Linked DNA regions of Homo sapiens: all the other regions are linked to region 1. Evidence: chromatin contacts called from ENCODE Hi-C or POLR2A ChIA-PET data. All regions are on one chromosome and are shown on one strand. Each heading gives the region's core, a stretch centred on a gene start or an enhancer-like site at or near the end of the contact. The rest is flanking DNA. Distances are from core to core; before and after follow the strand shown.

Region 1 (3,110 bases), core at 219-2,718:
GTGCCTCGCCCAAAAGAACCGCCCACCAAGTCATGCCATTACACTAATTAAGTGCTCTAGCTTGTTCCTGATCGTTGGGCAAACACAAATTCTGTAAGCTTCACCGCATCCCCAGGGGTCCAAGGGTTGCAGCACCCCACCCTTCCACCGCTCACTTAACCAGTGAATGTTCAGGTGCCTACCTGTGTCTGTCCTCACTGTGAATGATCCCCCTGCTGAGGACTCCCAAGCGTACTGCTCATCATCGTTATGTTTGGTGATCACAGTTACTTTCTCAGCAACCAAATAAGCAGAATAAAAACCAACACCGAACTGGCCAATCATAGAGATATCTGCACCAGCCTGCAAAGCTTCCATGAACGCTTTGGTCCCAGACTTGGCGATAGTACCAAGGTTATTGATCAAGTCAGCCTTGGTCATTCCAATTCCAGTATCCACAATAGTGAGAGTTCGATCTTGTTTGTTCGGTATAAGGTTAATATGCAGCTCTTTCCCAGAGTCTAATTTACTGGGATCTGTCAAGCTTTCATACCGGATTTTGTCCAATGCCTGTTAACAAAAAATATTAATTTAAGCATACAGCACCCCCAAGAAGTTCACACTGAAACCAAAATCCGATTCTGGGTTAATAAGTGACTTACATCTGATGAATTTGAAATGAGCTCTCTCAGAAAGATCTCTTTGTTCGAGTAGAAAGTATTGATGATCAATGACATCAACTGGGCAATTTCTGCCTGAAAGGCGAACGTCTCAACCTCCTCCTCCTCCATCGGTTGGTCTTGGGTCTGGGTTTCCTCAGGCATCTGGAACGACACCGCGCCGGTTTAAAACCTTGCAGGACGTCTACAGAGGCAACACGAAATTCCATCGCGTTCTCCAAATATTTTTAAAGCCGAATTGGAGATTTGCGAAGTTTAAGTAAACCGAAAATAGAAGGGCGGCTGACAAAGGATGACCTCATTTCGGAGCGCGGCAACTACCACGAGCGTGTGCGCGCTTCCGGGAGGCCGCCGCAGGCCCGGGCCCAGTCCCCCGCCGCGGTCCCCAACGAACACCCCGGGTGCCCTCCCGCGCGGGCTGCGGCTCCGCCACGGCGGCCTCCTCCGCCTGCGCCCCCAGCGGGGCCGGGCGGGGGACCCCCGCGGCGGGGCCGCTCTGTTCGCGTGCGGCGCCAGCTCTGGCGCTGCTGCAGAGCCTCGGGGAGCCCGCGGCCGCCCGGCCCATTCCTGAAGCGGGGTGCGGAAACCGCAGCGGTCCCGAGGCCTCCGGAATAGAAAGCGCGGCCGCCCGGGAGCGCGGCCCTGGCTGCTTCAGGGATCTGGTCCGGCCCCCACAGCCTCCGCCCCGCGCCAGCCGCCCCCAGTCCCGGTCCCCAGTCCACCTCCACAGGCCCCCACAACCACCCGTCACCTTGGCTAAGTGACCGCACAGGACCAACGGCACAGCCACACCGGGACGCTGAAGCAACTGACGCGCCACCCCCGCGCCTGCCTTATATAGCGACGGGCCCGCCCAGCGCGCGGCGCTTTTTCCAGAAGCCTCCCGAACCTTCCGGAAGAACCCTCCCCAGCCGCCGCCGCGGCCGCGCGCCTACGCATGCGCCGTTGCCGCGGCACCCCGCCCCCGCGCCTTCCTGCGGGCGCGCGCAGGCCCTGCTCGTGGCCCGGCCCGGGCAACCTTCCCTCAATCGCCGCCGCGCGCCTCTCGCACGCCCCCGCGCCGGCCTCAATGCGCCTGCGCGGCCCGGAATTCTCGGGAAGGTCCGGGCGCCTTCTGGGGCCGCCCGCGCCCTCCGCCCTGCACCCCCACCTGCCGCGGGCGGGCGGAGGGCACGCCCGGGCGTGGGGGCCTTTGAAGTGAGGTGTAGTTGGTCACCCGGGCTGAGCGGAACGCGGGGCCGGGGTGGGAGGCGCGCCTGGAGGGAGGGTCGTGCGTGGACGGAGAGCGGCCCGGGTCTCACGCGCCCGGGAGACTTCCGGAGCCGTCGTCCTGACTGGCGCCGCGCCCGCTGCCAAAGAATCCAGCCGCAAGCGGCGCCGGGATCGCGGGGCTCTGCCCTCTGGGGGCTGTTAGCCTCAGGCTGCTGCGCACTGGGGAGGCTGTCCCGCGGCCTGCGCGCTCGGGGATTCTCCAGACCCACCGCTGGCTCGGGAGCGCTCCCTACTTTTGGGTTCCCCGAAAGCCATGTGCTTCATACTTAAGGGTCCCTTAGCTTGGGAATCGGGGACTTGGTGAACAAATTCATGCTTACCCAGCTACACCCGGCATGATTTTGAAAAGCCCATCGTTTTGCCGACCGATTTGCGGTCTCCAAATTAAGTATCTAACACTTTGGTGATTAACTTGCCCTAAAAGGTTTTTTTTTTTTTTTTTTTCTTTTTTTTTTTTTTGGACAGGCTCTCGCTTTGTCGCCCAGGCTGGGGTGCCGCGGCGGAATCTCGGCTCACTGCAGCCTCGACCCTCCCGGGCTCAGGTGATCCTCCCGCCTCAGCTTTCCCAGTAGCTGGGACGAGCGTGGGCAGAGGACCACAGGCGCGGACACCACACCTGTCTAGTTTTTGTATTTATTTGTAGAGTCGGGGTTTCACCATGTTGCCCAGGCTGGAAAAGCCAGTTTCTACATGGGAATTTTCGGATATTTTGGCCAAGGCCAGCTGTGGGAACCTTGGAGGCATTGGGGTTCCTTCGACCTGGCTTCCCTGCCTAGTCCATGTCCTCTTCCTCTTTGTCTCTGGCGCCTCCCATGATTGGGCCGCCTCCTGCCTAGACTCATAGCCAGGCCCTCGGAATAATCTGAAAGCTCCTTGCCGTGTAAAGAAACGATGGAACTACCTCCGCTTCCTGGTCTTTAGGGAAACGCAACTTGCTCAGGAGCAGGGGTTTTCAGACTGCGGCCTGGGACCCCCTTAAGAGCGTGTGAAATCAACATAAAGCGTCTTGCCTGGCATTACAAAGCGGGGGAAGTGGAAGGAAACTAGCAGCCACGTGGCGCGGGCCCCAGCGGTGGTGACCGGGTGTGTGCCTGGTCCTGTGGTAGCTGTTGCGCAGCCTGGGGGCGCGCCCCCGGCCCAGGCTTTCCTACAGCTGCAGCCTGGACTGGCGGGGAGGAA
Region 2 (3,110 bases), core at 370-2,869, 300 kb before region 1:
CACCATTAAGTTCCCCTCCGGGCCCCAGCTGCAGGCACCCACTGATCTGCTTTCTGTCTCTAGACTTACTTTCTTCCGGACACTTCATATAAGCGAAGTCATACCATAGGTAGTCTTTTACACCTGCTGTAAGGTTTTTGAGGTTCATCTGTGTTGTTTCTTTTTAATGCCGCATCATATTCAGTCAGATGGATACACCACATTTTGTTTATCCGTTCACCAGTTAATGGACATTTGGGCTGTTTCTTAGCTGGTATGAGTAACAGTGCTGCTGTGAACATTTGCATAGAAGTCTGTGCGAGCAGATATTTCATTTCTCTTGAGTAGATACCTAGGAGTGGAATTCCTGGCTTGTGTGGTAAATTTATGTTTAGCTTGTTAAGAAACTGTTGGCTGGGCACCGTGGCTCACGCCTGTAATCCCAGCACTTCGGGAGGCCGAGGCGGGCGGATCATGAGGTCAGGAGATCAAGGCCATCCTGGCTAACACGGTGAAACTCCATCTTTACTAAAAATACAAAAAATCAGCTGAGCATGGTGGCACTCGCTTGTAGCCCCAGCTACTCGGGAGGCTGAGGCAGGAGAATTGCTTGAACCTGGGAAGTGGAGGTTGCAGTGAGCCGAGATCACACCACTGCACTCCAGCCTGGGCAACAGAGCAAGACTCCGTCTCAAAAAAAGAAAAAAGAAAAGAAAAGAAAAAGAAACTGCCAAACTGTTTTCCAAAGTGGTTGTACTGTTTTACATTTCCACCAACAATGTATGAGGGCTCTGATGTGGCCACATTCTTGCCAATATCTATTATTGTCTTTTCGATTATAGCTTAATTCTTGTGGGTGTGTAATGGTGTCTCACTGTGGTTTCCATTGGCCTTTCCCCAATGACTGGAAATTTTAAGCATCTTTTCATATGCCTGTTAGCCATTTGTCTCTCTTCTTTGATGAGATGTCTTTTTTTAAGTTGGTTGTCTTCTTCTTGTTGAATTGTAACAGTATGTTTTCCCAGATATGAGTCCTTTATTTTAACAGAAAATAAAATACAGTAAAAATAAATTATTACAGAAGTGAAGTACAAAATACACTGTGTATAAAATAGTGTTTTTATTATTATAGTCAGTAGACATAAGATTACCCTGTTAAGTTGATACGAAAGTTTTGAAACGCTTATTCTCAATTTTTGTTATTCGTTGTAAATCTTCAGATTTGTCTATATGTGTCAAACCCTTCTTTTGAGCTTTTAATTTCAGGGTTTTTTTTTTCATTTATGAAAGTTCTGTTTGGTTCTTTTTTCAGTCTGCAGTGCCATTTTAAAATATTTTCCTATTCTCTTGAACATACCATCAAAACTTGTATGGTATACAAGTTTAGTATAGTATACTAAATAAGTATAGTAAACGCAGCTGTTTTATAGCCTGCGTCAGGTCACACTAGTATCTGAGGTGTTTGACACATTTTGTTCATGATGTCTTATTTCCTTGTGTACCTGATTTTTTTTATTGTATATTGGTCATTGTATTCAGATATGTGAAATAAATTGAAACCTAGAATCAAAGTGTCTTCTTCAATAGGGATTTGTTTTTGCTCTGCCAGACACCTGGAGGCACTGCCAATCTGGGAGTGCCTTAAACCACAACACTGGTTTGTTAAATCAACCGACCCAGTTGTTCTGCAATATATCCCACTTACCCCACTGCGGTTCCTGTAAATGGAAACCTTTTTTGGCTGAAATACATCAGAGGCAACGCTTTATAACTTAGGAGATAGTGACATTATTGTGAGAGATGCATAGCCTCTGGTTGCCTATCATCAGAAGTGATGCTAAATTTTCAGTTTTACTAGTGAATTCAGTTGATGACAGATTGATATCTCTATTGAACAATTACATATTTCCCTTTACAATTCAAAAAGTACTAGTAATAGTCTGCAGTGTATATTTTGGCATCCTACCAATGTGTATTCCCTGTCAACCATGTGCTAATGTCTTGAACAACAGTTGATAATCCTTGCCTGAGTCAGTAGTTTCAGTTTCACTAGCGAATTCAACATTTACTCTAACGTTCTTCTGAAAGCAGTGATTTTTCTTACCAACCAGAGATACTTGGTTATCTTGAAATGGAGCTCCTACTGAAAAAGAAGGATAAGCTTAATTCTTTGTCTTTTATTACCAGTTCCCTCTAATGGTGACAGCTGAAGCTTTTTTCTAGCTTTCTCTTTGTTTTAATATCATTGTGGACTAATATATTGTTGATTTCAGTGTGTTTTCATGTACCAAAAGCATTAGTCTTTCTGGTGTTCAGATGGCATAATTGCAATCATTAAGTGCCCTTTAGGGTAGCTCGTGTGTTTTTTTGTTTGTTTTTGTTTTTTTACATAGCCTCATTTATTTTTGATTCCTTGATTTCTGACACAGTGAGACATCCCTTGGGCTCATTTAATACCTTCTCTTCCCCAGACTTCAAATCAGCCATTTTTCTTTTCTTTTTTTTTTTTTTGAGACAGTCTCATGGTCTCATCCATGCTGGAGTGCAGTGGTGCAATCTTGGCTCCCTGCAGCCTCCGCCTCCCACATTCAAATGATTCTCCTGCCTCAGCCTCCCAAGTAGCTAGGATTACAGGCGTGTGCCACCATGCCCAGCTAATTTTTATATTTTTTGTAAATATGGGGTTTCACTATGTTGGCCAGGCTGGTCTCAAACTCCTGACCTCAAGTGATCCACCCACCTCGGCCTCCCAAAGTGCTGAGATTACAGGCATGAGCCACCACACCTGGCCAAATCAGCTATTTTTCAAAGAGCCCTGGTTCCTTTCAGTAGTAAATATATTAGCAACCAAAATCTGGGTCAGAGGGATGTTTATTGCTACTGGTCTGACATTACTTTTAAATGCTTTCAATGGAGGGAGCGAGGATATAAATTTTCTGAATCGTACATTCATATTGATATTTTAAATTTAATTTTAACATTATAGTGTTTTTGAAGCAGGATATTTCCCTGACCACTTCACGGGCAGGAACTGGACTGCGTGGGTGTGGGAACTAGCTGGCCCCTTCAGCGCCAGCAAGGGCGATCTCCACTTACTCGCTGCTCCACCCCTCGTGGGAGGGGAAGTGCAG
Region 3 (3,110 bases), core at 443-2,942, 280 kb after region 1:
ATTATGATAATGAGGTTGGTGAGTTCAAAAAACAGAAAACAAAACAAAACAAACAAGCAAACAAAAAAACCAGTGTGCTGGAATGAAATAGACAGAAAAGGACTAGTGCGTGAGTAGGTGATCAGACAACTAGAACCTAATAGGCCAAGATAAGAAGTTGGACCGAGGGCAGTGGCTCACGCCTGTAATCCCAGCACTTCAGGAGGCCAAGGCGGGCGGATCACGAGGTCAGGAGATCGAGACCATCCTGGCTAACACAGTGAAACCTCATCTCTACTAAAAAAATACAAAAAATCAGCCGGGCGTGGTGGCGGGCGCCTGTAGTCCCAGCTACTCAGGAGGCTGAGGCAGGAGAATGGCGTGAACCCGGGAGGCGGAACTTGCAGTGAGCCCAGATCGCGCCACTGCACTCCAGCCTGGGTGACAGAGCGAGACTCCGTCTCAAAAACAAAACAAAACAAAACAAAACAAAACAAAATAAAAAAATGAAGTTTGGACTTCTAAGTATTAGCTTGGTGCAAAAGTAACAGATTTTGCCATTACTTTTAACAGCCAAAATTGCCATTACTTTTGCACCAACCTAATACAATGGGGAGTGAGCAATGAGCTCTGGATAGGGCAGTGAAATTATCTGATTTAGGTTTTTAGAAAGTCATTTCCACAGAGAAGTATTCCTGGATCCCCCAGGTTGGGTTACGACTCACCACTAGATATGTGGTACACCCTATAATTCTGCTATCATGATATTCACCAGTGGAGTGTATTTGCTTGTTTAATGTCTATATTCCCTGCTAAACTGGAAATTCGACTAGGGTAGGAACTATGTCTCGTTCTCTTTCAAACCTTCCACACATAGGAGGCTTTGCATAAAATGAGGTAAATGGAGGAATAGCTCTTACCACCTGTTCTATAATTGTCTAAGGGTTTTCCCCCCAACAGGAGATTCTGAGGGCAGGATCACATCTGATTCATGGTCAGCCTGACTCATACGGGGCACATATTTAGGAACCAAAAACATAACTGACTTCAAGAAACTCAAGGGCTGGTAAAGACAGACCAGTCATCAGCGTCACAGGACAGGGTAGGGTGAGGGCACAGTGGCTAAGTTACTTATCCCCTCTGAGCCTCGATTCCCCATCTGCAAAATGGGGTTGACATTACTTCATGGGACCACTGTGAGGTTCAAATGAGATGATCCACTTAAAGTGCTTGGAGCAGTACTCAGCAAACTGAGCACTAGGCGAAAGCCAGCTTTCATTACAAGCAGAATGTTCTGACTGAGGGCAGTTCAGAGAGGAGTTTCTGGACGAGATGAGCATGCAAGGCTTGGTACCCAGTGAACTCTGTTAGTACTAATTTATAGTGACAATAATTACAATTTGGATGTCGGATCTGCTGACACTCATTTGCGTATATCGTCCCGTTCATCTGTCACTGCACATGTGAAAAAACGGAGGCTCGGCAAAACTGTCTCCCGAGCAGCTCGCAGAGGCTGCGAGGGGCCTGCGGGCTAGGCTGGGGTAAGACAGAGGACCTCCATTTAACCTCATGTAATCCGGGGAGCTCCTGAGCTTCTGGTCCAACCTGCGGCCTAAGCAGTAACATTCACAGCCACCCCACCCCGGGAAAGGAACCGATCTCACGCACCTTCCATAAGGTCCACAGATATCCGTAGAAGGAGACGCGAAGCCCCGCCCACCCCACCGGAAACGCATTTGCGTCACGTCCGCCCCGCCCGCTGCCACTTGTGGCTCTGCCGCTCTAGCCCCCGGCGGAGCCAGCTGCTGCTCTTCGGTGCTGGCCCCGGTGCCGGCCCCGTTGCCCAGGGAACAGGCTCCCGGCAGCCCCCGCGGCCCGGAGTCCATCCCGCCTCCTCCGGCCCGGCGGGGCCGACGAGTCCGGAGGGGCTGCCGCGGGAGGTGAGTCCGGCGACGCCGCAAGCGGCCCCGACGCCCCCGACGCCCCCGACGCCTGGCCCCGAGCCCCTCCTCGGCCTCCCCCGGGCCACTCTTCCCTTGCCTCAGCCCCGCAGGGTCTCCATGCCCGTCCGCCCCGTCTCCCTCGCCCGCGGTCTCGCCCGCGCGGAGTGGCGGACACTAAATGCCACAACACACGGAGCGCCTGGCTCGCCGCCCGCAGAATCCGGCGGTCCGCAGCGGGGAACAGGGGCCGCCCGCCCCTCCTCAGGCCTCCGCTGCGCGTCCCGCGCCCTCGGCCCCCGGCCCCACCCTGCATCCCGGCTGCCGGTCTGGCCGCGGGCTCTGCTCCTTCGCCTTAAGATTGACGTCGTGTTCTGTCCCCCACTCGCAGCCCGCGTCCCTTACATCCGCCCACCGGCGCCTGGCCCCAGGCCTTGACACTCATCCAGTTGGTGTTCAGTGTTCGATGAGTGGATAAGTGAATGACTCCTTTCCCAATCCTATTTGAAGGCATGGGAGGCAGAATAGGTAGTAAGTGTTAAAGGATGGGGTGTCCTGGAGTCAGAGCCGGGCAGGTCCCAGCGGCCCCTTCCTAGCTCTGTGCTGGGGCAAGTGCCCTACCTCACTCCGCTCCAGTTTCATCACCAGTGGAATGGAGATGAGAATAGTTTCTACCTCTGGCTTGGTAAGAGGATTAAATGGGTCAGTGCATGTAAAGTTAAGCACGGTGCCTGCCGCTGTACATTTCAGTAAAGGGGAGCCCCTGCTGTCATCTGTGCTAGCCTGCGTTCTCGCCCTCTAGTCCCTTCTGATATGTCTCTGACTTCTCATGACTTTAGTTTCTCCTTCTCTACCTCCATTTCTCTTCCCTGCACTTTTTTCTTCCTCTCTTATTGGGATTCAGGAATTTTATTCTGTTCTGTGACTTATGTTCCATGTGTTGGCAGAATGTGGGATACCAGCCTGGGTGCATCCTTTTCTCATCTATTGGAGTGACCAGTTGCACTTGTGGACTGCCTCCTTGCAGCCAAGGTCTTGTAGACAGAGTTCTGGGAAATCTCAAAACGCAAATCCCAGGCATAGGTAGAATCTGGGAATGAAGCCACTGTAGCTCCTTGTGATCACCAGCGATTCCTGGTCTTTTAGGCTGCAGGACTTTGTGTTTTCTCACACCCAGCTATAATGTACCTT

Evidence for each region. Hi-C counts contacts between places; a loop is a spot of excess contacts on that map. ChIA-PET counts read pairs that join two places held with the same protein, here RNA polymerase II (POLR2A). Pooled maps may share reads with other maps.
Region 2: a pooled map shows a loop between it and region 1 (2.2-fold over the local background). The contact joins the enhancer-like site here to the promoter of HSP90AA1 in region 1. A Hi-C loop is called at or near these places in 1 of 168 maps with a recorded cell type or tissue (CD8-positive, alpha-beta T cell), 2 of 37 single-sample maps with no recorded cell type and 13 of 50 pooled maps. POLR2A ChIA-PET finds 5 or more read pairs at or near these places in 4 of 52 experiments (GM12878, OCI-LY7 and WTC11).
Region 3: a loop to region 1 is called in a map of CD14-positive monocyte, with 5 times the contacts of the local background. The contact joins the promoter of CINP here to the promoter of HSP90AA1 in region 1. A Hi-C loop is called at or near these places in 2 of 168 maps with a recorded cell type or tissue (CD14-positive monocyte and naive thymus-derived CD4-positive, alpha-beta T cell), 13 of 37 single-sample maps with no recorded cell type and 18 of 50 pooled maps. POLR2A ChIA-PET finds 5 or more read pairs at or near these places in 6 of 52 experiments (A673, activated B cell, activated CD4-positive, alpha-beta T cell and 2 more).

What each region holds. Positions count from the first base shown.
Region 1 is chr14:102,085,576-102,088,685 of GRCh38, forward strand. HSP90AA1 (heat shock protein 90 alpha family class A member 1) reads right to left here and starts at 1,469. Exons shown (of 11, transcript NM_005348.4): 1 at 1,411-1,469; 2 at 642-803; 3 at 183-549. The coding sequence starts at 803. RefSeq lists silencers at 1,057-1,346, 1,387-1,916, 1,977-2,026.
Region 2 is chr14:101,790,408-101,793,517 of GRCh38, forward strand. The region is part of intron 3 of PPP2R5C (protein phosphatase 2 regulatory subunit B'gamma); the gene reads left to right. Among named protein-coding and RNA genes, the nearest start is that of PPP2R5C, 30 kb to the left of the region's middle. RefSeq lists an enhancer at 122-191. Within about 2 kb of position 1,620, at least 6 of the 41 ENCODE cell types and tissues checked have a DNase peak (open chromatin) inside an H3K27ac peak, as active enhancers do; they include CD8-positive, alpha-beta T cell and OCI-LY7, where a contact is called at or near this core.
Region 3 is chr14:102,361,198-102,364,307 of GRCh38, forward strand. It overlaps CINP (cyclin dependent kinase 2 interacting protein), which reads right to left and starts at 1,693. Exons shown (of 5, transcript NM_032630.3): 1 at 1,648-1,693. The coding sequence starts at 1,654. It overlaps TECPR2 (tectonin beta-propeller repeat containing 2), which reads left to right and starts at 1,744. Exons shown (of 20, transcript NM_014844.5): 1 at 1,744-1,919. RefSeq lists silencers at 1,738-2,147, 2,188-2,277.